Linked DNA regions of Mus musculus: region 2 is linked to region 1. The links are chromatin loops, found by intact Hi-C in ENCODE. Cell type or tissue: heart. All regions are shown on one strand. Links, peaks and the distances in the headings refer to the core of each region. The heading gives the core; the rest is flanking DNA. Region 1 overlaps Prkce (protein kinase C, epsilon). Region 2 has its middle 30 kb from the start of Gm52297.

Region 1 (15,199 bases), core at 5,447-10,446:
AAAAACCTTGCATGTATCTCTATGCCATGTGAAAAACTAGCGTCATTGTGACCGATCAAAATAAGTAAAGCTGGGGGAGGTATGACCATGGTGCTGTAGGCATCGTAGTTTTGACAGTCAATGTCTAGGGTCTCAGACGCCTCTGGGAGACTCCTCCCTGGTTTTTTCAGTGATACCCAGGCTGCTCGAGGCTCACACAGACTGGTGCCAAAGTACCGGCTGAGCATAGAGGGGAAGGGCTGGGAGCCCCACTTACAATTCTCGGCTTGAAGGGGGGCTTGATTTTCTTCTGCTCCAGCAGTACCCAGTCAATCTCCTTGAAGAATGGATGTTGCTTGATGGCGTCCTCCCCGTTCTGCGCTGCCACACAGCCCAGGCGCTTGTGCGGGTTCTTGGTCATGAACTGTGGGAGGAAGACACCAAAGAGTTACTGATGGAGCCTCCCGGGCGTGACTCATGAGGGGATATCTTCCACATCATTTCCTACGTCTGCGTTTACATGCTAGGGGCCTATCTGTCCTCAGGGTGTTCTATCTTTGAATATATGATGTAGCATGTGTCAGACAGCATTCTAAACATAGTTCAGATACGGATCCATCTCCCTTGAGGTGCCATTGCTAGTTCTACTTTAAAAGGGAGGAACTTAAGGCACAGACAGGCTCGTTAGCTGGGCTGAAGATGCACAGCCAGTAAGGTACCAAGTTGAGATTAGGACCTGATTCCGACTCTGTATTGCCCCAGATATTCATGTCTTTTCAGCAGAGACTGAGATCCTGGCAGTCACTTATTCACAGCAAGGAAGTAGGCAAAGACCACCCGGTATGCAAATGACTAAGGGTATGCAAATGTATGCAAATTATCAAACATCCCTCCCAACTCTTTCTTTCCCTAACCCATCTCATGGTTTTAGTTTGAATTTTCAATTTTCCCCCCAAAATGTCCATGCTTGGGCCAGCAAGATGGCCCAGTGGATAAAGGTGTTTGCTTTTACCAAACCTGACAAACTAAAAAATATTTTTGATATGCACCAAAAACTAAAGGTGTTTATGTGGTGTGTGTGTGTATATGTGTGTATGTGTATGTATGTGTGTTGAGGGGTGTATGTGTCATCCATGATGTGTTAGAGACCAAGTATAGTGTTTTATAGGTAAAAGATCTCTAGTGACAAAGACACTTGGTGACTGTGGTGGAATTTCAAGGCTCATCAGCAGAAGCAAACATCTCATATGGGAAAGGGTTGGGGTCTTATGATCTGCCCCTGGTGTCCTTAAACCCAAACCACATGGGCATTGATGTGAAGATGACTTGTGGTCCTCATCTCCTTCACCTACATGTCCAGGAAGTCACCCTGGTTCAGTGACTCAGATGTCCCACACTGGCCTATATACTCTTTTGTTTGGCACATGGAGATGTTTCAGTTTGGGTGTTGCCTACTTTTAATCTCTGGTTCAGTGTCCCCTGTAGTGCCTTAGTGTTCTCTAAGAAGCCGGCAACATGTTGATTCCTCCGCTGATATTTGACCTCTATGTGCTTGTCAACTTGAATTATAAGCTGACTAAAGTGCACCTTCCCTTGACCCCTGAGATGCGTTCACCCAGCACCAGCTCTATTCCCTCCTTCTACCTGGTGCTCAGGAAACTGAAGGCTGCAAGGGAGGCTAGCTAGCTCTCAGGGAACTGCGCTGAGTTTAGCAGCAGCAAGATGGCAGCTCGCTGCGGCAAAGATTCTTCACTGCTCTGTGACAGAAAAGGCCTTCTCTAGATCCCGAACCACCTCTCAGTGAGTAACAGCCTTCAGTGAGGTAGCTCTAAGGACAGTCTTAGAAAACATGGGCTACAAATGTTAAGTGACAAGTTAAGGGGTTGGGGAGGTGGGCTCCAAAGAAAAGCAGTGGTCCCCTCTGCCCTCCATGGGCCTCCCTCCCTCCTTCAGCTAGCAGAGATGAGCCTAAGGAGGAAGCCCTGCGGTAATGCCCTGGGCCAGACGCTCTCTTCTCAGACATTAAGCAGTTACCACAGCATAACCCCTAACCCCTGAGTCTGTGCAGGTCAACGGTTCTCTTCTCTCTCTCTCTCTCTCTCTCTCTCTCTCTCTCTCTCTCTCTCTCATTTATTTTTTAACTTTTAAATGAGGTGTAGGTGCATGTAAGGAGGGATGTGCTGGTGTGAATTCAGTGTCCAGAGAGTTCAGCAGATAGCAGCAGTTTCCTGGAGCGGGAAACACAAGTGGATGTCAACTGTCTGGCATGGGTGCCAGGAAACTTGGGTCCTCCGTAACAGCAGTGTGTGCCCTTAACCACCAAGCCACCTCTCCAGCCCCAGGTGTCAACAGTTTTCGTACTCAGTGCTACTGACATTGTTTGCTTGTAGGGCTGTCCTGTGTGCTGTAGGCTCTTTGGCAGTAGCTCTGGTACGTCTTAGTATGCCCTTACACATCTGCACCCACCACGTGCCCTGCGATTGCACTAGCTCCAATATGTCCAAACATTGCTGGATAAGTGTCTAGAGGGAGTATCAAACACCATAGTGCTGTCTCGGCCATCCAAAGAGAGGGGTAGAGAGAGAGAGAGGGGCGGGGGAGAGGACAGATGGAAACACACACACACACACATACACACACACACCATATAAACACACACAAACACACACACACAAACACACACACACACACATACATACACACACACACACACCACATAAACACACACACACACCACATACACACACACATACACACACACACATACACACACACACACCACATACACACACACACATACACACACATACACACACACAAACACACACACACACATACATACACACACACACCACATAAACACACACACACACACCACATACACACACACACACATACACACACACATACATACACACACACACACACACACACACACACACATACACACACACACACACACACACACTTAGCTGCTATGTGGGCAGGGGCTCAGAATGAGGCCGAGCTGACGTTTGCCAGGCACAGAGTTCTTCGCCTTGTGGATCTCCTGCTGGAGATCAGTTGTCAGGGTCTGGGTGGGGGTCTGGGAGCTAGAGCAGGAGGCTCAGATCTCCACCCTAGTTAATCACTCAGGGATGGTTCTTGGTGGGAGAACCCCTGTGACAGCTGCCCCAAAGGCTTTTCGAAATGCAGAGACAGACAGACAGACGCAGCCTTCGGTGGAAGAATCTACAGCCCCTTCTGGGAGAAGGAAACACAGCAAGCCTTCCAAGTTCTGTACCAATGGTGAAAGATAAAGCGGTGAGAATCCATATCTTTATCGTCTTGGTATCCACCTAAGGATATGAAACCTCACACTGCGTACAGAGTATAGGAGGCAGGCAGGTAGAAGTGTGGTCAGGCTATCATTGTAAATAATTATGTGTCTTAGTTATCCAAGCTAGTGAGAGCGCAGGGCTGGGGAGAGCTCAGAACCGGAGAGTGACTGTACTTGTGACGTAACCAAACAGGTCAGTAAGAAACACTAGCGAGGAAACAGCAAAGGCTTGGATCAAACTGCGGCACCCACATGTGACCCTTACAAGCTCTACTTTGGCCAACACACTCTTTTTAAGGGAAGGAGTTCATGTCAGTTCACAGGGAGGATAAAACCGGGCTTCAGGCTTCTCCTTGGAAAGGCAGGTCTGGCGAAGGAAGTGCTGACGGCTGCGGGCCTGCAGTCAGCTGGAGGTAGGTGTGGACACACTCCCCAGACAGGTGTGGCTCTCAAGCAAACCCTGCCCCCACCACGCTTCAAGTCACCTGCCATATTACCTCCTTGTAAACTGGGATAAAGAGGACAGCACAAAGACCGAAGAGCAGTCATCTTCCATGTTGCAACAGACACTCTTTGCAGTACACTTGGACAGCAAGCACTTTGCTCTCTGATGCTGTCTGATGTTGTTTTTGACACAAGGTCTCAGGTAGCCCAGGCTGGCCTCCAACTCACTATGTAGCTGAGGAATGGCCTTGAACTCTTCATTCTTTCTCCCAGAACAGGTATGACAGACAGGCATGTGCTCCTGTTACTAATGCATGGCTTGCAATTGATGACAGGGCTTCATGAATGCCAACAAACACTCAACACCTGGGCCTCATTCCTAGTCCCCCATAGTATACCAGAAGGCATAACTCGCTGTGAGGGTGAATGAAGGAATTTCAAGAAAAATTCTGTCTTTTAGAGACATGAGGAGGAGGTAGAGCAAGACTCCCACACGGTAGGGCATACATCCAGTGAGAGGCAGAAGAAACAGCGAAGGAGACAGAGAAGAGGCTGCCCAGGGCAAATGCCACCATGATAGAACAAAGAGGGTGTGAGCACAGGCTCAGCTAAGTCATGAATCCTTGAACATGGAGCCGGGGGGAGGGGGGGGCAGAGGGGCAGAGAGAAGTGAGCAGGGCAGAGCGTGTGATTCCAGACCCCTGCAAAATATTTGTATGTCTTAATGTCATGACTTCCACTAGCCATGGCGAGTGCTGCAAAATTCCCCAGCTGTCATATAGACAGCCAAGTTTCTTCAGAAAATATATAAAATAAAGGAAGACCAAGAGTCTGGGGCCCTTGAACAGGGCTGGTTTTTGTGAATATCACTGGTCAACTACTGAACTCTGGGGTGTTTTGAAGGGGAACAGAAGGCAGGAATGAAAGCTGGGGCTTCTGGGCTGTTACATGGCTCTGCCTTGAACCAGCACTGTGATCTTGGACAAACTGTCTGGTGAGCACACAGACACACAGACAGGCAGACAGGTAGGCAGACAGACAGACAGGCAGACAGGAAGACAGACAGACAGACAGGCAGACAGGCAGGCAGGGGCGCGCGCGCGCACACACACACACACACACACACACACACACACCCCGGGTCAGGGATAGACTGGGGGAGGAGCGCCCTCAGGGAACAGAGCCACAGGTGAGGGACAGTCACTTACAGCTTTCAGGATGCTGACAGCTTCCTTGCTAAGCCAGACAGGATAGAGAACATCATCATGAAGGATGGATTCGAACAAGTCGTCCTCGTTGTCAGCTTCAAAGGGGGGCTGCCCAGCCATCATCTCGTACATCAGCACCCCCAGGGCCCACCAGTCCACTGAGGGGCCGTACTCCAACTCCTGTAGGATCTGTGCGGGGAAACAGACGGAGTGTCAGGGATCATTTAAGAGCCTGACTCCAGCAGCAGCTCTCCCACCCAACTCTCGAGGGAAGTCTTGGCCTTCCTGTCCACCTTACTCCGCCATAGTGGAGCTGTGCTACCCTGAGGTGTGGGGTGTGGCACTACCCCAGCTTCTTCAGAGAGGCTTAAGTGTGGGAGCCGCTATCCTCTCTCCACAGTGAGATCTGCCATCTAACCTCTGCTGGGAACAAGAGGCCACTTCTCAGTTTGCATGCCAGATAAAGCTCCGGGGCAGCATTTAAGTCCACTTTCAAAAGATGAGAGCACAGCTCCACATTAACTCTGGGCTAGGGGAGCAGGGTGTAAACTTCAAAAGGCGATGCTGAGAGGGATCGGCTGTGCAGAAAGTTCTATTCCCATCATTCATAGCCTGGGCACCCTGACTGCCCATGTAGGAAGGAAACCACAATCTCTGTTGCTTTTGCTTCCCCCAACCCCCCAATCCCACTTGAGCTAAGGTCTCACTTTGTAGCCCAGGCTAGACCAGAATTCACTATATAAACAAGATTGGCCTGGAACATTCGGAGATCTGCCCGCTTTGGCCTCCTGTGTCCTGGGATCAAAGGTGTGTGCCACCATGCTTGGCTTGAAACAGAAAGTTGATATTCCTTAAGTGGTGACAACACTTACCTCAGCCCCGTGCTCCATGGAAGGAAATAAGAGGGAAGGCCTCTCCCCAAGCCCCTGTGTTTTACCCACCAGAGACTACTATGCTCTCGTCTATGACAGTAAAAGACTCATTTCCATCAATCTTTCTGGTTCTCTGAATCTCACCAATGAACTTAGGGTCATCTAACAGACCCTGTGGATCTCCTTTCCTCTGGGGCTAACTTTGTGAATTTATGTTATCCTTATGGGCAAAGCCAAAATTCAACCAGTTTATGACTGTCTTGTGAATTTTACCTTTGACCAGGACCACACTCAGCAATGTCCCCTCCTCCCAACCACTGTGTATCTGGCCAAATGGATAGCCAGAGCATTAACTCTGGAAGGACCCATGAAGAACACGCTACCCACACCCCTTTCTACAGCAAGCCTGGATCCTTTGGGGTTAAACAGAATTCAGTAGCAACATCTAATGACACGAAGTCCACACTTAGCTTAGGAACCTTCTCTATTTGGGATGAAGAAGAGTGTGAGGACGTTCAGCTGCCTCTTCAGTATTTCTGTCTGACGACCTGTTTCCTTAGCCTCTGGGGTTCTCTGTCCAGTGGTTAGTGCAGGAGACCTGTAGACTCAGAACTTCAGGCTGCACTGGCTGGGGGCCCAGGCAAAGCTTAGGCTCCCTCAACCTCCTGAGACCTAGTAGTCAGCCTGGCTTACCAAGTTTCCTCTGTACCACTGGCTTCTGTCCTTCCGGGTCATGCCTATGCCAGATTGCCTCCCTTTCAGGGTCTTCTGTCCTCTGACATACTAAGGTCTTGCCTGTTCCTAGGGTTTGTGGGCACTTCCCTTATAATACTGTGTTTTCAGTCACTTGTTCACAGTCAGCTCTCTCCTTGGAGCATCTGGAAAGTTCCAGAGAGTTATTGTCGGTTGTTTTCCAGAGTCTGCGTACTCTTAAAACAAAGCTACCACTCCATGCCTTGCACCGTGTGGCTCTTACTCAGTGCACCACATTAACTCTGCAGCTCAGGGGCCCTGCTGACCAGTTGACCACTTTAGCCGTTTCTTCATGGCTGGCTGGCGCCTGCACTTCCGCGGTTTGTCTATAAGCGTGTCTATCTATGCTCACACTGCATGGTGCTGTGGAAATGGCCAGGTAGCCTTATCCAGACTTGGTTTTGGTGAAATCTTTTGTAAAGTTCCCTTAAGGCTCAGCCCTGATTATCCTTGGCCTGATCACCTCACCAGCAATGGAGCTGGTAAGGAAGATAAGGTAATGCTTTTGTGTGCCCTCGGAGGGCATCTGGTATGGAAGCCAGCCCCTTGAGAGGTTCAAGGGTAAAAGAGAAGGACAGGTATAGGCCCTGATAGAACCGGGTGTGACCCGGAACTGAGAGCCATTTCTAGTGTATCGGGGATGGGGGGGTGAGGTGGGGGGGAGACAAGTGCTAGGGGGTGTGTGCCAGGGGTGCAAGATGGGTAGAGACGGCTTGGCAGAGCTGATCACTAAGAAGGTGGCTCTGGTTTCAAGGCTAGCCTCTCTATGCCTTATGAATCACTCCCACCTCTAATCCTATTAGAGTCTTAACGCAGCTTGCTGAGCTGGGCAGAGCAGGCATTAGGATTCCCATGGGAAAGACAGGAACTCAAGGCTCCAATACACTTCTCCACTATATCAAGGGCATATGAGGACATTCTGGGCAGGTCTGGACTCAATTCTTGGGACTGTTTCTCATACCCCATGTTATAACCCAGCAGTGAAGAGACCAGGGGAGGGAGCTACACTTGGCCAGACCTTGTTGTGAGCTGTGCGCATGTTTTTCCTGAGCAGATCTTTAACTGCTGTCAAGCCTTTGACCGTTGTGGCATTGGCTCACAGAGGGGTGGGAATGGAAGGCTCTCCTGGTAAAGATAAGTCCCAGGGGAGGCCTTCCTTTCATCTATGTCTCTGTGCTGTTGGCTGGCTGGTGTTCTCGCTATGGGAGCACACAACAGAAAGGACTGCCTAGTTCAGAAGATCAGAGCTCTGTGGTGCACTGAGCTGCTGGGCCCTCAAGCCTCACTCCTGAGCTCTCCCTGGCTCCACCTGTGTTGTCTGACCTGCGGACAGAAGCCTGGAGGCCTGTCCCTTCCTCGGCCTTTCGTTTCGATTTTTTGCAAAACTTTATCAATTCACTCGGTATTGAGAATGAATTCTAAAACTAGAGGTTCCATGTCAGCACAAGGATACAATGACAATGTCCCCTTTTCGTAAGGAGAAACCTCAGCAGACATTCACTGGATGTATTGCAGTATGATCAGACATTCACTGGATGTATTGCAGTATGATCAGACATTCACTGGATGTATTGCAGTATGATCAGACATTCACTGGATGTATTGCAGTATGATCAGACATTCACTGGATGTATTGCAGTATGATCAGACATTCACTGGATGTATTGCAGTATGATCAGACATTCACTGGATGTATTGCAGTATTGATCACGGTATCAATGGCTACAGAAAAAGCAAGGTGAATCCTTCTCTGTGCATTTAGAACATCTTTGTACATGCATCTTAAAGAGGAAGTATAAGAATTTTATTTCAAAGACACATAGACTCAGATTCCAAGTTGGAGGCCATGGAGTCTGCTACCCTGATTCACTTACATGGGTGAACCCAACAGGTGTTCTATATCCACAGTTAGCTCAATTATGGAATGTTCTGGAAAAGCTGCGTCAACTCCAGGAGACATATACGAGGAAGTGATATCTAACAATATCACCCCAGGGACCAAGAGAGGAATATGCAATGTAAACAATTTCATCCTCCAGCCGTCCAGTCCAGTTCAAGTTCACTGAGATCAGAATATTTTAAATATTTTGTGACACAGGGTCTCAGGAACTTCAGGGTAGCCGCAGGCTTGCTATGCAGCTGAGGGTGACCTTGAACTCCCCAGTCTCGTGCTTTCACCTCCTAAGTGCTGGGATTACAGTCTTGCACCACAGGCCTGGTTTACGTGGTTGCTGGGTGTGCATCACGAAGGCTCTCCTCGGCCTGCTGATGTGTGCTCTGGGGGTTTGTATTCTTCCCAGGATGGACATGATAAAGATTCTCCTACGTTGAAACCCTTAGCAGGTCCATAGATCCTGCGGGATTGATTTCATGTTCCCGGCTCCTTTACCTGAATTTTGTTCATTATTACAAGCACTAACAAACCATTTGCTCTATCTCTACTATTTTTGAAATGTGTTTTATTTTATTGGTTAGAGTGGTGTGTGTAGGCCACATGTCACATGGCACACATGCACATGGAGGTCAAAGGACAACGCTTAGCCTTTGGTTCTCTCACCCCACCTTTGAGTGTGTTCTAGGGCTACACATGCTTTTACTTGCTGAGTCATCCTGCCAGCTCTCTAGCTGTGTTATTTACATTTCCTGAAAATGGCCAAGATGTTTTCATCCCGTGGCTTCTGGTCATGTTGAAATGTCTCTCATTCATTCATTCATTCATTCATTCACTCACTCAGTCAAAAGACCACTCCTTAGAACCTATGTGTAGTACCCAGATCAGAAACCCAGACACTGCCTTGAGAGGATTCGCAGCCTTGAGAAATGGACTTCCCTTCTCTGCACGCTCCCACTCTGATCCTTCTTGTTTTCAACAATGCTCTCCTCATCCCTAGGGTTAAAGCAAGCCTAAAATGTACTCTTTGCCGATCAGTTTCCCGGTCTTGGAAGCTCCGTGAAGCCTTCCCATATCCTGTGGGCCCTGTCCTGTTTTAGGCACCATTGCTCTGCTTGTTTCGGTGTCACTCTGTCTAGACCAAAAGCTCTCTTAGAAGAGCAGCCAGAGCCTCAGTCAGCTCCATGTCCATAGAGCTTTGTCTGGCAGGTGCTCAGATGATGTCCCATGGAAGCGGCTTTCTACACACGGGTAGTGCTTAATAGGCTTGGTACCTGCCTCCCATCTTACGTGTCTCAAAAACCATCGAAGGCATTTAATTAAGTGTCTGTGTGACTACACGGCTAAGTTTGAATCATTCATGCTAAGGACCTCTCAGTTTGGGTCAGACTGCTCTGGAAGGACACAAGACAAATGGTCACAACATGGTGACTCAACTTTCACACAGGTAAAGCTCATAGTAGACACCTCTGACCTTTGCTTACCCTGTCCTCATGTCCTATGTGCATGCGCACTCTACAGACTTGCTACCTCAGTGGAAATGGCAAAGCATTCCTGGTTTTGCTGTTTATCTGACATCTGGTGAAGTTACTTGGCTGCCTCTTCAGTGGGCTTTCAATGTTTCCATTCAGTAAGAAGTGAAAACTCTCCTGCAAGTCAACCGGTTCCTGTTAGTCCGAGCTCTGGCGGTAGCTCTGGGTGGATGCATGATACTTAGCGAGGACTTACTCAAGCATGGGGACTAGCTGGTCGCTCTCAGCTCACCAGTCCATCCTCACTACCACTCCATCCTTACAGAAAAATCATGAAACCATTTCCCTTCCTGTCTCTTACTCCTAGAATCCATCTGGCTTTTGCAGAGTCTTCTCTTGGCATCCTCGGATGACCCCCACATGCACGGCATTGGGTTGTTTCTCTGTTCTGACGCTAAGAGAGAGAAGCTAACTCTGCACGTGGGTGGGCCTTACCTCTGGAGCTATGTAGTCAGGAGTCCCACAGAAGGTGGTAGTTGTCACACCATTCATAATCCCTTCCTTGCACATCCCAAAGTCAGCCAGCTTGCAGTGGCCTTCTGCATCTAGAAGGATGTTGTCCAGTTTCAAATCCCTGCAACACAGGTCAAGGCCACATGGTTAGCCTCATACACACCACAGGGCCTTTCTTGAGTTAGAGAGAAAGAAGCACATACCCTAGGGACATCTCCAGTCAAGGCAATCTTGGAGTAGGTTTTGACCTGCCTCATTAACCTCAGGCTAGGGCCATTTCCCAGCTGGACAACCTTCAACAGCATTTACAATACCTCAGCAAAAGACAGGATCCTGCACAGAATCGGGGCCATATTAGGGTTAGAACTCATATTTAGATCCTTCTGTGAGAAAGGAGGTCTCCTCTGACCTCCATCCTTCACAAGTTAACTAGCTCAGGGGATTCAGGGTCACATATATATAGCATCACTGAATCAGGAAAAAAAATCCACAAGAGTTTGAGCTGCTGAGTTTGAGAGGGGGGAGATGACGGATGGTTGGTGTAGCCAACATCTGTTGATGTATGGCCAACAGCAGTGGCTCTCAGGGTTCGGTGAAAGCTAGCATTTGGACAGACCGTGAAGAGAGCAATCAAAGGAGATGGAAGGTAGAGGCAAAGGGAAAGAGGCCAGAGAACGGGGTTCCTGACCATAGTGAGACAAGACAGCTGTGTCTTTGAGGGACAACTTCAAAGAGTCTGAGATGCTGGAAAGAGGGATTTGAAATCCATACCAAGGGAGGCTGAGCCCTGCCTGCAGGAGCATGGTGCCTGAGCAAGGTCAATCTGGGTGTAACAGGTAAGAGAAATAATCTAGATCCAGATGTTTCTGTATAGGAGAGGTGAGAGTCACAGGAGCGGGCCAGCCTCAATCAAGGTGGTTTCTTTGAGGCCCATTTTAACACACCAGAGTTCTAAGATTTCTTACCTAGAAACCAGGTTGGTAGAAAATAATTTTTCCACCACCCCTGCAAACCCCAGGCCTGGCTCTGTAGAGGAATCTAGACTATGTGGTTGGAGTAACCATTCACATTGTGTCTCCCTCAGCAACTACTCTGGGCTATTGAGGTGAGCCTTGCAAAGAAGGCCTCTTCCCGTACAAGCAGAGGTCAGAAAGGGCCATGCTCATGTGCCTGCTGGCATCTCAACTTGAGAGCTCCAGGCATCCCATGGGACCCAGACTGGAGTGGAGGTGGGGCAGGAAGTGCTTCTGGACCTGCCTGCATTGTATCTGTGACCCTATTTCTGCTTACAGCTGGGATTCCTTGAGAAAGAAGCAATCACATAGAAAAGTGCTGCTCTAAGCAAATACTCCGGAGTTACAGAAGGCACAGTGAGCCCAAACAACTGGGCCACTGCAGCTAGCCACCGACCCCAGCCCTGGCAGCGAGAGGGGGCAAGGCTTGGCTCTGGCTGGGGTGGGAAAGCTGGGCTGAATGCTGGGCTGGGATCCAGGCTGTCAGGGTTTCATCACTGGCTGTGGCATAGCCCTGCTAAAAGTCACCTTGCTGGGCTGGTCCCCTGTCTGTCAGCTCGGGACCACACGCTATGTTTGTGGACTTGTTTGAAGGACCGATGTTTTGAAGTGTGTGAAAGGTGAACATCTTCGGCCACATCCTTTGTGTTAAATTCTTCTCTGTAAGAAGCAGCTTCCTTTATATGGGTTGAGCAAGGGTAATAGTAGTATGTCATGAGTCTAAAGACCCCCCCGAGTCCGCACAAGCCTGGTTCTGATCTGACTCAGGTTCCAGGTGGAGTAGTTTTGGCTCCAGCAGGCACCACCCCTCCTTCTCATAGGCTTCTGGCCAGTTAGGGACAGCCTCTCGTTTCTTCCTGCCTCCTGTTCTTCTTTCTCTAGTCCACTCCTCCCTGGCCTCTTTGCTTCCTGCCCTCTCTTCTCCCTGGGGAAGAAGCTGACCCAGCTGCTGTTGGATATGAGCAAGTCCTATGAGTGCCCTTGGCTATGACCTGGGTTGGCCTTAGCCAAAACACTCCTTCCCACCCTGTAGCCAGTGATGTACGGAGTTCTACCTCTGGCTACTTCCTCCCGTTCCCACTCTGATATCTGAATCTTTGAAAACTCTTAACTTTGCACACAAAACCAAACACAGGAAGGGTGAGTGACTGCTTTCTTTGGGGACAGAAGGTTTAGACAATCAATCCCTGGGAACCAGCCTGGGCTGCCATTAGAAGGCCATTTCTCTGGAGATTTTCAGTCTCACCACAAAGTGTCCATCCCTCTGGGGCAAGCTTGTCTAGTGCAGGGTTGTCAGGAGAAGCTCTGTGTGTGTGTGTGTGTGTGTGTGTGTGTGTGTGTGTGTGTATGTGTGTTGTGTGTGTGGTATGTGTGTGTGTGTTTATGTGTGTTTATGGGGAGGAAGCACTGAAGGACAGTGCTGTCCACACCCCCCTCCCCCGTTTCTTTCCTTCTCCTGTCCAGCAATGACTCCCTCAGACTTGTGGCTTTCCACTTCCCCAGGAGTTTCTCACCTGCAGCTTTTAGTGATATTTCGATGAACCACTAGGAGTCTGTAGGCCTCTGGGAGGGAGGAGGGCTGGGAGGTCCAGACTTGGCCCAGCTTTGCCTTCTCAGAGGTCCAGCTTTGGGGCAGGGGAGGGGTGGGGGAGGCAGGGGTGAGTCTTTCTACCTGGAGAACTCCCAGGTACTCAGTACCCAGCTCAACACAGAACAAGTATTTAGCTATCCTGACCAACAGTTTTTCAGAAAGACAACTGCCCAGGTACCAACCTCATCTTCTTCGTCCTCAAACACGTGCGCATATCCATAATCTGGGACTTTTTTTATGTTTCAAGAATAAGGCCTTTAGTTGTCCCCCTTTCCTTATAGATGATCCTTATAGATGAACCAATGTGATAACCTTTATTTGATTTATTGCCAATGCCATCCATGTTTAGCCTTTTCAGTGGGTCACCAAGCTGTCCTCCTTAGAGGCTAACTTCCTAACCTTCCATTGGCAACAGGTGACACTTTGCCATGGCATGCTATGCTGCCAAGCTTCGGTGTGTGCCAGGTTTAAACAGTGTCTCAGAACATCCTTGCACCTCTGTAGAAGTTTTTCAGCATTTGTTTTCATTATGCTTAAGGTGCTGCAGTCGGGGTGTGTAGGGGTGTGGGTGTGTATGCCTATGTGCATGCATGCACGCGCGCTTCTTCACACTGCGGCAGTTGGTTTTCGAGAGCGCTTCCCCATTAGGGCCCAGACTTGGTGCAGGGTTATTACTTGACTTTGGTTGTAAGCTACTGGAGTTTTTACTAAGATCATTTATTTTTACTTAATTCAGTGGATATTCCGTTTTACTGGTTTTGGCTTCCATGTCTTAGGTTGAATTTTCCCCCCCCTTTTCAAGTAATCTATATATTCTGCTAATGTTTCTCCCTCTTGCTTTACCTTCATTTTTATAAACATAAATCATTAGTGCACTTATTTATTCTGACAGAAGTTTGAGATGCACTTCCAACTCTCCTTGTTCCTAGAAATCTGGAAGCAACCTGATGTTTAGTAGCCATCGTTCCCCATTGAATGGAAAATTTGCATATGAAAATGGAGTCTCTACTGCACCTCTGCCCTTCACCTCTGCCCTTAACATTTTTCTATATCCCACTTCTTAGTTATCGTAGATTTATATGCTTAATACTCCGTGTGGCTGGTCTCCACTTTCAAATTTTCCTAGCTCTCCGATTCTTGTTTATTTTTCCATATGAACTTTAGAGTCGTCTGTTTATACATATTTTTAAGTCCTGTTGCTGGTTTTATTGGGAACATGTTTAAAGTTATAAATTAACTTGGGGAGAGCTGATAGTTTATGATGCTCAATCTTCTTGGTCAATAACTATGTTTGTCTTTCCATCTGCTCAGATCTTATCTGTGCCCTTTAGTGATTCCCTTGTGCCGATCCTGAGCCTTTTTTGTTGCGTTTTATGCCAGGTTGCTGATTGTCCCAAATGCCCTCACTTCCTTAGGAAGCTGCACAGCGATAAACTAAAATTCAAAGTCTCCTCTGGGGCTGAGCATGGATGCACGACAGTCACATGTGTGGCACTTTTTCTCTCCTCTTTCGCTCTCCTGTCCTGCATGAGGCTACCGTGCATGGTGTTAGCAGTCGCTTTTAACCACCAAGACAAGGATCAAGCCCTAGGAAGGGTTGGATGACTCATAGACAACAAAGACAGAACCATGGGGCTGACTGAAGTCCTGCTGCGTCTCATCTCTATGGTAACTAACTGTACCTGAACGTACTGCTGAAGGACACAAGCTATTGTTTGATATCTTCAGTCTTTCCATAGATGAGTCGACTCTTCTCATTGCACCTTTCCGCTATATTGAATTCTCTTAGTTTTTGTTAAGAAGTTTTCCCATGGACCCTTCTGGACTTTTCAGATCATCTACGGCTAATGGTCACATCATTCCTTCCTTTTCAGTGTTAAGTTTCGGGTTCATCTCTCTTGTCTGACTCTCCATGGACTAGACTCTCAGGAGCAACTCTAAATCAGGGTAATCCTGGGACTGGAAAGATGGCTCGGTCGTTAGCACTGCTTGTTCTTTTGGAGGAACCAAGTTCAGACCTTAGTACCCATATCGGGCAGCTCCCATTGCCTCTGGGTCCTTCTAGCTCCAGGGGACCCGACTTGCACCTCTGGCTTCCTTGGGCATCTGAACACACGTGTCTCACACACATTCATAAATTAAAG
Region 2 (15,199 bases), core at 6,675-11,674, 75 kb before region 1:
GTGAAAGAAACTCAGACAGATAGAAAAGGCCACAGAAGCAAGTCTGCAGAGTAAGATGGGCAGCTAGGTGACAGGAGACACATGACAACACCCTGCCCACTTCCCTAGGAGGCCAGATCCTACATCACCATTAGCCAATATTTCAGTTGCTGCTTCTTTAGGAACTTCCCCATAGGATGGGCCAAAGATCACCCTGCACAGTCCTCTCCCCTAACGGAGCAAGGGGAAGAGTCTGGAAACTTCCTGGGGAGGTTGAAGGCTGGTGAGACAGGGGAATTACAAGGTGTGGTTTGTATCTTTCTAGCCTTTTTCTCCCAAGACTGACCAGGGTGACCATGAAGAACACAAGCCTGAACCTGCCCCAGGCCAGCTGATAGGGTGACTGACTTACCTGGGATACAATGAGTACCTGCTGCAACTAAGCCACTCCAGCTCCCAGCCCTGATCGCTTCAGCACCATTTTCTTGGATTAAATGGAGTTTGACCTCATAGTCACTGTGTATCAGAGGTGAGGTTAGACCAGTGCAGGTAAAATGGGAACCGGCCAGCTGCCTTGCGTTCCTCCATCTCCTCCCAGCTTCGAAGGCTGAGGCATTTCCTTCTCAGGTGAAAGTCCCTCTCCCTCTCCCCCTCTCCCTCCCCCTCCCACTCCCCCTCCCCTCCCCCTCCCTCTCTGGGGTATCGAGGGTAGAAAGAATATCAGACCCAAGGTGACAGCTGTGTCACAGAGGAAGCAGTGGCTGACTACATTGTATGGTTAGTGCTACAGTGTTTTACTCGTCCTGGGCACAAAATATCTTAGAGCTGTGTTGAAACAGAGATGACCATCCTCCAGATTGGATTTGGTATTATATACTTATTACTACTATGCTAATTTCTTCCTCTGATAGCAAAAATAAATTAGAAATGAAACGTTTTTTAATGAGAATTTGAATATAACATGGCAAGCTCAGCCTGGTGGGACAGTCCCTTCATCCTAGAGAAGAGTGAATTCAAAACCTTCCCATGCTGCACTGCAGGGTGAGTTCAAGACCAACCTGGGCCATTCAGTAAGATCCTGTCTCAAAATATAAAGGGAAGAAGGCTGGGGATGTGACTCAGTGTTAGAGCACCTTGTCTCCATGCTCAAGGCTCTATATAAACAAAACAAACAAACAAACGAATAAATAACAAATATTCAGGGTTCTAGGTATTCCTTATGCTGTGAATAAAGACTAAATTGTCCTTGGGTGGCAATTGGGGTTTTCAGGTGCCCAAGGCTTGCTCTGCCCACCTTAAGGTTTATTCATTCCCATAGCTTGAGTTTTTTGGAACCTGCAAGGTCTATGGTCTGGCTTCCTTACAGCACTGTTACTTCCTGACACCGCAGCCAACATCCTCCTCCATCAAAAACAAAGGAGCCCTGGCTCAGATGGGAAGCTGCTGGAGAATCTCACAGAAGGAGAACCAAGAAAAGTGTGAGTTAGATGCTTGTGCTGTTTCTGTCACACTCACAGCAGCTGGAGAGCTAGTAGGGATCATAGAAGAGGAAACTGAGAAAGACCCGGGCGGAAGAAGGAAGGAAGGATAGTAAATTAGGATTTTATGTTAGTCAGTGCTAAATATCTGGATACCTGGAGTTAGCAGAAGAGAGGTCAAACTGGAAAAAAGAAAAAAGGAAACTTGTGAAATAATAGATAAATTTTCTGAACAAATTGAAGGAGCAGCCTCAGATAGAACAGACTCGGGCAGAAAAGAAAATCAAATCCATCTAGGATATGGGGGAATTGTAAATGATCAAATACAAAATATTCTACAAGCCTGGAGAAATCACCAAGGAGCCCAGTTATAAAATTAATAAGCAAAAACCAGTGGTGTTTGTTTTATTTGTTTCTTTCTGTGTTGTTTGTCTTTTAAGACAAGGTCTTTCTATACAGCCTTGACTATACTGAAACTCACTATGTAGACCAGGCTGGCCCTGTACTCACAGAGATTTCGCTGCCTCTGCTTCCTTGGGATTAAAGGTATGCACCACCCTGCCCAGCTCAAGTGATGATTCTTATACCAAGCAAATAACTGGAAAATACAACAGAAGATATCTCATTTACATATTATTAATGAATATGCATCTCCAAGAATAAAACCAAGAAAAGACCCTAAAGAATGAGAATGCTACTGCATTTGTATTTTGATATCATAAATAGAATCAGGGACTATGACTATCATAAAGATAGCAATTCTTTCCAGTGTGACTTCTAAATTAAAGCAATATCAGGCTGGGTCAGCAGGAAACTGTGCTTGCCACCAAGCCTGTTGACCAGAATTCAATACCCAGGGCATGGAAGGAGAGAACTGATTTCTCAAAATTGTCCTCTGACTTCTATGCTCACACTTTAAATACACACACACACACACACACACACACACACACACACACACACACACACATACCCACAGAGAGAGACAGAGAGAGACAGAGAGAGAGAGAGAGAGATAGAGACTGACAGAGACAGAGACAGAGAGACAGAGAGTCAGAGAGACAGAGAGAGCCACAGAGAGAGAGAGAGCGAGACAGAGACAGAGAAAAAGAGAGAGAGAGGAGAGAGCAAATAAAATAAAAACAATAATTAAAAAAAAAACTATAATTGAAAATGGGCCAAAAAAAAAGTGTCAACAGACAACATTACCAAACATACCAAAGATAGTATGTGGCTGCCCAAAAAGCACATGAGAAGAAATTAAAGTCATTATTCATTAGTGAAAAGCAAATTAAAGTCACACTAAAAATTCATACTAAATTTAGTGTGCTAAAATTAAAAACGGATTGTGTCGAGTGTTGGTGGGGAGGTGAAACAAGTAGGTTTATAGGCTCCTGGAAGAACCACACAACAGAACAATTAATTCGAAAAACGGTTCGTCAGGGTCTCAGAAGGTTGAATCTACCTTGCTATATAACTCAGCCACTCTGCTGTTAAGTCTTCACCCAAGAGAAACGAAACCATGTGTGTCCACAAAGATGTGTCTGTGTCTGTAAGAGTCCCAGCTGCCAGCGACACAAAGTCTATCAAGAGAATAGATAATCAGTCACACACATCTCCGGGGCGCTACCAACATTCAGCCAAAAGAACAGGTAAATATAACACTGATAAAACCAAAGTAAGGAAGCAACGTGAAAGAATCCAGCAAAAAAGAAAAAGAAAAGTTCATCCAGGAGAGATGGTGGTTCATGGGTTAGGCTGAGGATTTGAGTTCAGTCCCTAGGATGTGTTGTCTGAGCACACACTCCCTGCCCTGGGACTGCACCTCACCACAGGCCCCAAGGGAGCCGAATGAGCACAGGCTGAAAACACCAACACTTGTTCCCACCTAAACTGATGTCCTCACGTATGTCTGTCAAAGCTAAGGAAGGCTGACTAAAGCCCTGTGGTAACACACAGCACTGCCCAAGACCACAGTGCATGCACTACAGTAGGAACAAAACAGAAAAGATGAACTCGGTCCCCATGCAAGGATGGCGTGTGATTGTGTGGAGCACCCCATATTTTCTTTTATTTTTCTTTGATTTAAGTTTTATTGCATTATGGTGAGAAAGGATATATAATTTCAATTTATCTGAATTTGTTAACATCTAAAAACATATTTTGGGTAAATAGACTTACATCACATTCTTCTTTCCCTTTTGTACCCCAACTCCTACTGGAGAGCTCCCCTCAAAACCTGTAATACCTTTCGTTTTTTATCATATTCTTTAAAATTTATAAAATATTGTAACAATAAAAATGACTATTATAAAAGTTGTTTGTCTGGTGTAGATGTTTGTCTACAGCAATACTGAAAATACATATGTTTTTCTCAATATAAATTTCTCAAATAACTCCAAATATATTAACTGTATGATATTTTAAAATAATATATCACTATTAGTTTTTTAATGAACATAAATAGATAAAGTCTTTTTGTTTGTTTGTTTGTTTTGTTTTTAGTAGAGTTTAAAATCTTGGCTCTTACTGTGGTACAAACACAAAATAAGAACAATTTTTAGACATTGGAGTTCATTGTAATAAGGCTGTACTTGAATGTCCCTCACATCACCAAAGGATTTTACCTCCATAGTAGATAAGCTAAGAATTGACAGTTCTGCTGCGCCAAGGAATGAATTGTAGGCACGATTTTTGGAAACAGATTTCCTGCTACAGTCAAAACTATTTGATTTGAATGATTGTCATCATTCTCAGCCTGCAGGGAACAGGTTACACTCATTTAAGAAATGGTGTGTACATTAAGATGGCCCATCCACGAAGCCATTCATCAACTGTTTCAATGAACAATGGTTCTGCTTGGAGGGTGGCACAGACGTTAGGTGAGTGTAAGATTCTGGTTCATTGGATGTGGTGATTTTGAAAAGCATTCATCTCAGAATAAGAGTAACTTATAAAGTCCTCTTCTTCAAAATTGATACAATAATTATAAATACCAAGCAAAGCCTTCAGTCTCACTCTTTACTGTTCTCTTACAAGCCACCTCCCAAATTCATTGTCTACACTTCTTTTGGCTGTATAAATAATTTTGAAATATGTAAGTTGTTCTGAAAACCATAGTATAGTATAAAAACATCAATAAACAATCTTACTAATAGACAGGTTGAGATAGGAGAAGCATGATTTCAAGACCATTATGTGGCACACAGCAAGACCCAGTCATGTACAAACAAGCAGAAAGTATATATGGATTGTACAATATTGGACCTATTTCTCCCATTACCAAATCAGAGAGACTATAGGATGACAGCTGACAAAATTCTTATTTCTCTTATTTTTGAATTTCAATCGATTATGATATATTGGTAATATTAATTTTCATATTAAGAGATATTTTAAGAAAAGAAATTGCTACTTCCTGTTAATTTTTTTGTTGGAGGTGGAAATATGTTTGTGTGAGTTTGTTGAAAGATTACTTTCTTGCTTTTTCTAGGGTGTAGTTTCACTCCTTGTGTTGGTATTTTCCATCTATTATCCTTTGTAGGGCTGGATTTGTGGAAAGATTGTGTAAATTTGGTTTTGTCATGGAATATCTTGTTTTTTCCATCTACAGTAATTGAGAGTTTTGCTGGGCATAGTAGCCTGGGCTGGCCTTTGTGTTCTCTCAGGGTCTGTATGACATCTGCCCAGGATCTTCTGGCTTTCATAGTCTCTGGTGAGAAGTCTGGTGTAATTCTGATAGGCCTGCCTTTATATGTTACTTGATCTTTTTCCCTTACTGCTTTTAATATTCTATCTTTATTTAGTGCATTTGGTGTTTTGATTATTATGTGATGGAGGAATTTCTTTTCTGGTCGAGTCTATTTGGAGTTCTGTAGGCTTCTTGTATGTTCATGGGCATCTCTTTCTTTAGGTTAGGGAAGTTTTCTTCTATAATTTTGTTGAAAATATTTACTGGCCCTTTAAGTTGGGAATCTTCACTCTCTTCTAGACCTATTATCCTTAGGTTTGGTCATTGTGTTCTGGATTTCCTGGATGTTTTGGGTTAGGATCTTTTTGCATTTTGCATTTTCTTTGACTCTTGTGTCAATGTTTTCTATGCTATCTTCTGCACTTGAGATTCTCTCTTCTATCTCTTGTATTCTGTTGGTGATGCTTGCATCTATGACTCCTGATCTCTTTTCTAGGTTTTCTAACTCCAGGGTTGTCTCCCTTTGTGATTTCTTTATTGTTTCTATTTCCATTTTTAGATCCTGGATGGTTTTGTTCCTTTCCTTTGTCTGTTTGATTGTGTTTTCCCGTAACTCTTTAAGGGACTTTTGTGTTTCCTCTTTAAGGGCTTCTAGTTGTTTACCCATGTTCTCCTTTATTTCTTTAAGGGAGTTATTTTTGTCCTTCTTAATGTCCTCTATCACCATCATGAGAAGTGATTTTATATCTGAATCTTGCTTTTCCAGTGTGTTGGGGTATCCAGGACTTGCTATGGTGGGAGAATTAGGTTCTGATGATGCCAAGTAACCTTGGCTTCTGTTGCTTATGTTCTTATGCTTGCCTCCTGCCATCTGATTTTCTCAAGTGCTACCTGCCCTGGCTATGTCTGACTGGAGCCTGTCCTTCCTGTGATCCTGGTTGTGTCAGAACTCCTCAGAGTCAAGCTGTCTCTGTGATTCTGGGATCCTAGGATCCTGAGATCCTGGGTGTGTCCGAGCTCCTGGGAGTCAAGCTGCCTTTGAGACCTTGAGATCCTGGTGTGACCAAGCTCCTGGTCTGATCCTCTGATCCTGGGTGTGTTAGAGCACCTGGGAGTGGAGCTGCCTCTGGGTATTGTGGGGCTGGCTGCGGGAGTTTGTGCCTAAGGTCTGCTCAGAGCACAGGCCCAGACAGACCAGAAGGAACCAGTGCCACTGGTCTGGCAGAGTTCCTGCATGCTTAGGTCCCACCAGATCCCATGTTTTCATAGTGAAGACTTCACTAAGACCGGAGTGTGTTGAGCCCGTCTGCAGATCTAAGACAGTGCTGGCTGTTCAGAGATGTGGGCATTTCTGAGCTGAACAAGACAAGGAGAGAAAGGGCCATGGAACCGATTCTAAGTTGATTTTATGATGAAGACAATAAAACCACGAGATTATTACATTCACTTAAAAAAAACCCCCACAAAACATAAAGTATGCCACTGTAACCATCTGATGGCTACAGCTTGAAAGAATACATTCATAATTTTGTCAACCACCTCCAAAAGCCATCACTGCAGCCTTTTAACTTGTAAAAATGGAAGCTATACTCATGCCTGGTGTTTTCAGTCTCCCCTCCCCCAGCCTGTCAGTTACCTGTCTTTCTGTCCTCGTTTGAACTAATCTAGTCCTCATATGTGCAGTCACACAGTAAGAACCATTTGGGGCAAAAGTAAGTTTTAGTAATGAAAGTCAGGGATTCCAAATAGCTCCATCATCTACCTCATTCAAGTTAAGGGATGCAGGGAGGGTTGTCTCTTTTCGGAGTACTGACTCATTCAAAAGCGAGAAGTCCCCTGTCTGCTTTACTGAGGAGGGAGGAAGCAGCCTCTGAGAGGTGCTACAGCTTTCCTCGTGTAGGGAACACCATCACTACTGGAGATTACATCTGTTTGACAATGGCACTGCTATGCTCACAGGCATTGAATCCCTGTCCCTCCTTCTCCATGGAGGGAGGTCCCAGCCAAGGGACCGCATCGTCACCTTCAGCACATGGAACTCTGGAAGAACCACCAGCTTTTCCTGGCCAGTGCTCTGTGCTGCCTTCTCACCCTGCTGTCCTTCCAGACTAAACTCAGTCTTGTCCCTTCTGTGGGCAGCTAATGTAGGATTAAGAGCCCCTCTTTGGTCCCTACTATTCGTTGTGTCTTTGGCTATCTAGTGACCCAGAGGAAATAATGTTTTCCAGCAGCGATTGGTCTCAAATGCTAGGCTTCTCATAAGCCAGGCCTCAGGGCAGATATTGTCAGGTGGACTGAGATGTTCCAGGCCAGACTCTGGGCTACAGTCACCTGGGACCCAGTTTCCCCATGGGGTTGGCTCCACCTACTCTAGGCCTCAATGTGAATGAGCTTTCTGGCTCAACTGGAAGGACCACATGGTTCTGTGGACAGCCCCAGGAAGAGGATGAGTAGATGAGGCTCTACTGCCTACAAACTGCTGTCAGAGCTCATTCAATATTTGATAGGATAAGACACAGAATGGCAATAACCAGCCCCAAGTCACATGGCCACATAGATATGCCCTGTGAGGGGGGTGAAGGTACTTGGGAGACTCCTTGCTGCCTTCGTGGATGCAGCCTTCGTGCCAGGCTAAGACACTGGCTTATTTACCCTGAGAACTGGCTTTGTGGCCTTGTAGCACCCTGTCCATACGCCACAGCAGAATCACTGTACCTCCAGTCCCATAGAAGCTGGAACATCTCATTTCAACTTAACACAGCAGTTCTCAACTTTCCTAATACCACGACTCTCTAATATAGCTCCGTGTGTTTTAGTGACCTCCAACCGTAAAATTACTTGTGTTATTTTTGTTGCTACTTCATAACTGTAGCTTTGCTGCTGTTATGAATCATAATGTAAGTGCCTGTGTTTTCCGACGGTTTGAAGTGAGCCTTTTGAAAGGGTTATTCAGCCTCCGAAGGAGTCACAACCCCCAGGTTGTGAACCGCTGCCGTAACAGTTAGTAACTCCTACACAGGTGCCTCAGGACTGGGCAAGACCAAGCAGACACACAGCTAACTCTCTGCAGAGCAATGGCATCAGAGTGTCTCCCCTTTCATCCTACTCCGCACCATGTGCGCTGGCAGTTTTATGTCAACTCAACGCAAGCTGGAGTCATTTGGGAAGAGGAATCTCACTTGAAAAAATACCTCCATAACGTTGGCCTGTAGGCAAGTCTGTAGGTCTGTTTCTTGATCAGTGATTGATGTAAGAGGGCCCAGGCTATTGTGGGTGGTACAATTCCTGCCCTGGTGGTCCTAGTTCCTATGAGAAAGCAGAGTGTGTACTCCACAGAGACCAAGCCCGTAAGCAGCATCCCTCCATGGTTTTGGCTTCAGCTCCTATCCTGTGCTCCAGCTTCTTTGGATCATGGTCTCTATCACAGCAATAGAAACCCTAAGACAACACAGTATGCAGATGCAGAGGCCCTCCCCAGCTTTACCCCTAGGTCCCCGTGGCTCAGAGCTGGAGACTGGGTTGTCTGTCTGTCAGCCTGACAACCATGCTTTGTCTCAGCAGCTGTCCATGAGAAGACTCCCAACAGTTGTTGGCTAGCCAGGTCTTGAGTGCTGGGCTCCCTTAGTGAGTCACTGTCCTCTGTACCACGTGTCCCTCCAGCATTCTCATGGCTGAGTTTCAGCTTCCATCTTGCCAAGACCTTCCCTCCCCTTGGCATTATGGGAGCCACTGAGCTGTAAGCTCTGAGGAGCTCACTCTGGGAAGCAGGTGCCCTTAGTTCTCCCCATTGGCAGGATGGGGGAGGTGGGGGAGGGGAAGCGCTGGCTTAACCAAGGTCCATCAGCACTGAGCTGTAGACTTTGTGTCCTGAAGGCCACAACTCTGCAGGACTCTGCTGTCCTTTCTCCCCATGCACTGTCCTCCATGAGTCCTGCAGAGATACCACTAAAGGACGTAGGCAAATCCATGACAGGCAGAGGACAAAGAAGCCAGACATGGGGCTCCATGCTGAAGCTGAGAGGGAGACAAAAAATTGGCTATCTTCTTATCCCTCATTGCTCCTTTCTGCACCCCATCTCCAGAGCATGCATAAGCTTGGGCTGGGTACTGTAGAGGCAAGAGCAGTCCTTTAGATCTTAGCACCTCAAAAGAGCAGCAAGCTGTTTTTATGCATATCAAGATCATTCTTATATAAGTCTGCTGGTGAGCTAGGTGATACTGAACTGAGATATTAAGATTTTCTGTCTCTGAAACTGCAAGTCAATAATCTTGGGTACAAAGAAGGGTGGCCATCATTCTGAAATGTGGGAGGCCAAACTGGGTCCGGGGGATGGGCCCAGTGAATGATCTCATTACGGATAGTTGTGAGCCACCATGTGGTTGCTGGGATTTGAACTCAGGACCTTCGGAAGAGCAGTCAGTGCTCTTAACCACTGAGCCATCTCTCCAGCCTCACTGTGCTTTGTTTTAAGGCCGGGTCTCACGAAGCCCGGGTTGGCCTCAAACTCACTATGTCGTGGATGGTGGACGTGACCTTCTGATCCTCCTGCCTCTCCTTACTAAGTGGCAGGGTTCACAGGCACTACCGTGGCTGTTTTATGTGGTGCTAGTGACTGAACCCTGGGCTTCATGTATGCTAGTACTATACAGGTATACTTCATACTTACTTCATACATGTATACTGTATACTTCATGTATACAGTACTATACCATCCAGCTACACGCCAAGTCCCTTCAGAACTTGTTGATTGAAGTAGATGCAAGTCGAGTTTTGCCAGGGTATCATTGGCTGCAGACTGCTGCCAGCTGATCCAGTTTATCAGTGGACACATTCACCTGGAAAGAGGGATGGCTTTGTGCAACCCAGTGAGACACCAGCTCCACTGTACCCTAACAGTTTGACCTGGCACAAGTCCTGTGACTCTTGGGAGGCCCATTTCTTCGTTTGAACAACAGCCTAAGGAATGGTCCCATCTCTTCCTCAGGAGTTGAAGGCTGTTGTTAGCCTGCACCTGGTTGTTCCATGAACTGTTTTTATGTTTGTTTGGTTGTTTTTTTTTTTTTTTCTGGCGGTGGGGGGAACGGTTGGGGCACCCAAACAGGTGCCTATTTCCTTCAGGTAGGTCACAAGAGACAGACCAAAATATGATTCCACTGTAATCTAAAATGCTAAATGAAGGAGTATACTGTGCCCATTTAAAGGACATAGGTGAGGGATTATTTATAAGAATACAGATGGCCCCAAAGCAGTTGCCCCACTGGGGACACAGTCTGGATGATGACCTTTCTATAGCTGCATGGATGGAATGCACCCTTCGCTGGCCTTCCCAATTCTATAAACTCTAGCACACCTGCTGAATGTGGAGGGAGTAGCCGGAAGCTTAGGGGAGGAACTAATGGCCCCCCTACCCCTTTTCTCTATAAGGCAGAAATCTTGAGGGTTTCTCGAACATTGTAGCAGATGACCGTAGCAGATGACCTGTTGAGGACACAGATGGCTGTCATTTGCAGAAGGATAGTATTTAACAGCACTGGCTCTGAAGGAGACATCGGTGTAGGTTAACCATTGATGTTCAGTACTTAACTAGTGCCTTCAACAACAAAGAACTCATGTTGGCTGTAAACTCAACCTTGGTCTTCCTAGCATGGGCAACCATCACCTCTTAGAGTCAGCAGAGGCACCTTGGAGAGATTCAGTGGTCAGACCCAACCTCACCAGGGCAATCTAGGGTCCTTGTCACTACCTCCAAGTCCTTGGTTCTTTCCTAGAGCTGTACATGGATGGCGCTGTCCTGTCATATTGTATGTGGGTCTGCTCTGCAGTGGGACCCAGAAGACGACTTCTGAGGCTCAGAGGGTCAAGAGCTGCTTGGCAGTTTCTATAACAGTATGGTACAGTGCTGCAACCTTTTCTCTCACTTCTGAAACTAACAACCGACCTGAGGTGACAAAGATCAGACAGCGGTTCAGATGGGTGGAGGCCCGATAGAAAGGGCCATGGTGGAGAGGCTTAGAGAAGTGAAGCTATTCTATAATTTAGAAGATAGTTCCATTCAAGTAATGATCAAATCAGTAAATATGTTTTATTATGTGACTTTCTCAGGTAACACCAAGATTTGTTATAATTACATTTGGTGATCTTTTAAAAATAAAATAGAGCTTTCCTCTGAGAATTGTCTGAGCTCAACAAAAGGCTGACCCAGTCTACGGTTTGTGGCAGAGGGGTGAGAAATGTCAGGACTTGGATGTATGCTTCACCTTCTCCTAGGAGTAGATGCATCCTTAGGCCAACAGACACAGGCTTATGTATCTCAACGCATGCGTGCACACACTCATGTCCACACTTATAGCCAGAAAGGGAGAAGAGACAGATAGGACAGAGTCCACTGAGGCTCTAGATTTTAGTGGAGCTGCATACTGTGAAGGGAACCATAAAACATGGGGTCCAGAACAAAATGAGATGAAGAATAATTTGTTCTGAGCTGCAGCTGGGTGAACTAGCAGCCCAGCCCCACTGTCCCAATATCATGTTCTAGGACATTACCTCCTGGGTGTCCTCTATACCCTCTGAAGAATAGATTGAGTTCGTTCTCTGTCTAGGATAGGGGCATTCATCCACAAATCTGTGGCTGGAGCCGTGTCAGGAGAGGAAAGCTTCAAGATGTAAGCCAGTGCACACTGGAGCTGCCTCTGCCTCCTACAGCACCCAGGCCTCGGTAGCACCACACCTCAGTCCACACTGGGGAGGTTACTCTGCAGAGCTCTAGACAGGCCCAGTGGGACAGACAGCAGGGTACCAGGTTTGGCAGGAAGGAGCTGGTGCAGGATAAGCCATAGGTGTCTCTTTAAGTTCTTATCATTTTAAACCATTCTTACTAGTTATTAGTTTAAAAAAAAATCTAAAAGAAAAGGGAATTTTAGGATCATCTGTTATGCTGACTTATCCAGAACATATATTCAATTACCCAGCAAAGTGTTTGACTAAAGCTTATTGTATAAAGTGTACTGTGCTAAGCACTTGGACTATATGCAGAGATACATAAACATCTATTTTCATGTTGTTTGCAAGATACTTAAGGAGACTGACCAGTAGTGACTTATTTCACATAAGATAGAAAATCAGTACTAATGAGAAGTCACAAGCAACCTACGAAGAGGCCAAGAGCAAGAGGGTCACTTTAGCAGGAGACATAGAGAAGGTTTCCAGAGGGGGTGGGCAGGCATAGAGATCACTTACTTACCTGAGTCTTGGGAGCTGAGTGTCCTGCTAGAAGGACCAGTATAAGGGAAGCAGTATCTAGAGCCTAGAGATGTTGTCTGAAAGCTCGATGATGGGTTGGCTGTGTTGCCTACTCTGGGATGAGGAGAACAACTAGAAAGTTCTCGAACACCTCCTTCTCAGTTTCTTTTGACATCAGAATCAGCCTGGGCACTTGTTTCAAGCAACCCTCCCAGATGTACTGGTAGACATAGGAGAATAGACTCTTGGCTGGCATGAATCTGACAGCCCTTAAATAGAGATGGAGAAGAACAGAAGAGTGTGTGATGATGGATACTGATCGTTAACTTGACCTGAGCTAGAATTCCGTAGGACACAAACCTTAGGGCATCCCTAGGACAGAGTCTCTAGATGGGCACAGTGGTAAGATCTGCCCTTGATTATATCTCTGGGGAAAGCAAGGCTTTATGTCAGCAAACAATGGCAGGCTTGCCCGAGATCTGTAGCACAGAGCATAGGCAGGTGAGAAAGGCAAGACAAGGAAAGGCCACTCCCATTGCCTTTCCCAGGAGGCACAGCGTGGGGGGAAGGAGAAACGTTCATTTCCGAGGGTGGTGGTTACAGTAGAGCTCCACAGAGCAGCGGGCTTAACGTACACCATCCCATCCCCAGATCAGGTCTGGAAGCTTGACGTGTGAAACTGAGGTAGGTGCCAGTGGGTGGAAGTCCCTTTAGACCTTGGTTCACAGAGCCACCACAGCAGTGTCTGTTGTCATGTGTCTCTATGCCTGCATCTGGGTTCTAGCACCCGCCTCTCCCTCTCCTCTGCTTTCCTTCCTTCCTTCCTTCCTCCCTTCCTTCCTTCCTTCCTTCCTTCCTTCCTTCCTTCCTTCCTCCCTCTCTCCCTCCCTTTCTTCCATCCTTCCTTCCTCCCTTCAGCATTGGAGATTGAATGCAGACGCGTAGCACTGAGCCACAGTTCCAGGTCTAGTCTCTCCTTTCATTAAGACTCTCTCCGCAGTGGATGAGGGCAATCATAGCGATCTCATCGGACTAATGACTTCAGATGAAGTCACATACACACGTGCAGAGGCTAATTATCCATCACAGGACACAATTCTATCCAAATATAGGGACATTCTAAGGCAGCTAGGGAGTCAATATGGGCAGGGACTGTAGAAGATTATCTGTCTTAGGTTTCTGCTATTGTGACAAAACACTGAGAATGGGGGACAACTTAAAGGAAGAAAGATTGCTGCTTTGATTAGTTTGTGCCCTCACGATTCCATCCCATTGAACACTGCTGCAGGATGGAGTCTTCCACACAGAGGCCTTTAGGGACATCAAACATTCAAACTGTAAAAGGCCAGAGAGCCTGTTACAAGCACAAAGACCAGAAAGCAGGAAAAAGTTCTACACATCCCAGCTTGTGCCTAGGATCATCCCACAGACCCACCAAGGGGCCCTCTTACTCCTCCAGTCCTTTCCCCAGGGCCTCTGCACACCATTGAGCCATCCCTAAATATAATCCCAAAATATAGAAAAATGGCAGATTCAACCGGGAGGGGCTCCTTCCAGACATGAGAGACTAAGGGCTAGCTTGAACCTCTGTGGATGCTGTAAGCCCCTCAAGTGGGAAGACAGATCTTTGCTCCAGCCTACGGCCAGAAAATAAGTTTCCGATTATTAAACAATTAATATGTGTTTAGTAAGATAATCCATCAAGATGACTTTGTTTCTCTTGGCATATAGAATTCAAATCACTTACTTAAAAAAATAAAAAGACCTAATAGGATTTACTTATATTTGAGACATGCACACACATGCCCCAGTTTGCCAAGTTCAGATGTTCCTACCACGTGGGTTCCAGGGGTTGTTCTCAGGTCATTAAACCCAACTATCTTTTTTTTTTTTTTTTTTTTTTTTAACCAATAGCTTTGACAAAGGATTTTTACCCAGAATATAGAAAGAGCTATTACAACTCAATAATAAAATAATCCAATAGAAATGGGCACAACATTAAGGAGCTACTTCTCCAAATAAGATACACAAAAAACAAAACAAAAACACACAAAAAGATGCTAATATCACCATCAATCAGGGAAAGGCACCTGAAAACAAGAGACGCCATTCATACCCAGATCTGGAATTAAAAAGACAGACAGTATCAAACACTGGCGAGAATACAACTTACCTTCGTTCTCATAGAACTAATTAAACAATCTTGCAGCAAGAGCGGAGAATCCTGTGTGTGTGTGTGTGTGTGTGTGTGTGTGTGTGTGTGTGTGTGTGTGTGTGTGTGTGAAATGAGGCTGGGAAATAGAGAAGAAAGGAGGGAAGAGGGAGGACAGTGGAGGCAGCACGTATCACAGAGACAGCACGTACCTGGTCACCTGATGAGATCAGCTGCAGAAGGAAAGAAACCTCCTTCCAGTTAGCTCTCTAGAACACTCCATCTCTGAACTCAGAAGTGCAGATCTGAAACCCTTCCAGTTAGCTCTCTAGAACACTCCATCTCTGAACTCAGAAGTGCAGATCTGAAACCCTTCCAGTTAGCTCTCTAGAACACTCCATCTCTGAACTCAGAAGTGCAGATCTGAAACCCCAGCTCAGGGAAGCAGCTGCTTCTCAAAATGCAACATGATAACCCTGTATCAGTCTGCTCCCAAGCCCCTCAGGACTCTGAACTCAGCCACAAGGTCAAGATCACTGCTGGGGGTGGGGGTGTCCCAGCAAAGCCTTCCAAGCTCCAAACCCACCATCTTACATTTGGGCAAGTTCACTTTCCACCCATTCTCCAGGGTTTTAGTGAAAGACAATTTGAATGGACCT

The links. A loop is a pair of places that touch in the nucleus more often than their neighbours do. Peaks named below come from ENCODE experiments on the same cell type or tissue, not always from the same donor. Only the 100,000 strongest peaks of a DNase experiment are listed, where the experiment ranks them.
Region 2: it touches region 1 in a loop (1.9-fold over the local background); 1 of 42 quality-filtered maps calls a loop at or near these places.

The regions. Positions count from the first base shown.
Region 1 is chr17:86,615,265-86,630,463 of GRCm38, reverse strand. It overlaps Prkce (protein kinase C, epsilon), which reads right to left. Exons shown (of 15, transcript NM_011104.3): 12 at 10,434-10,572; 13 at 4,951-5,139; 14 at 257-403. Among named protein-coding and RNA genes, the nearest start is that of Gm52297, 47 kb to the left of the region's middle. In heart, for the core only: no CTCF peak of the experiment used is centred there; a DNase peak (open chromatin) is centred at 7,477.
Region 2 is chr17:86,691,624-86,706,822 of GRCm38, reverse strand. No RefSeq gene overlaps it. Among named protein-coding and RNA genes, the nearest start is that of Gm52297, 30 kb to the right of the region's middle. In heart, for the core only: no CTCF peak of the experiment used is centred there; a DNase peak (open chromatin) is centred at 8,822.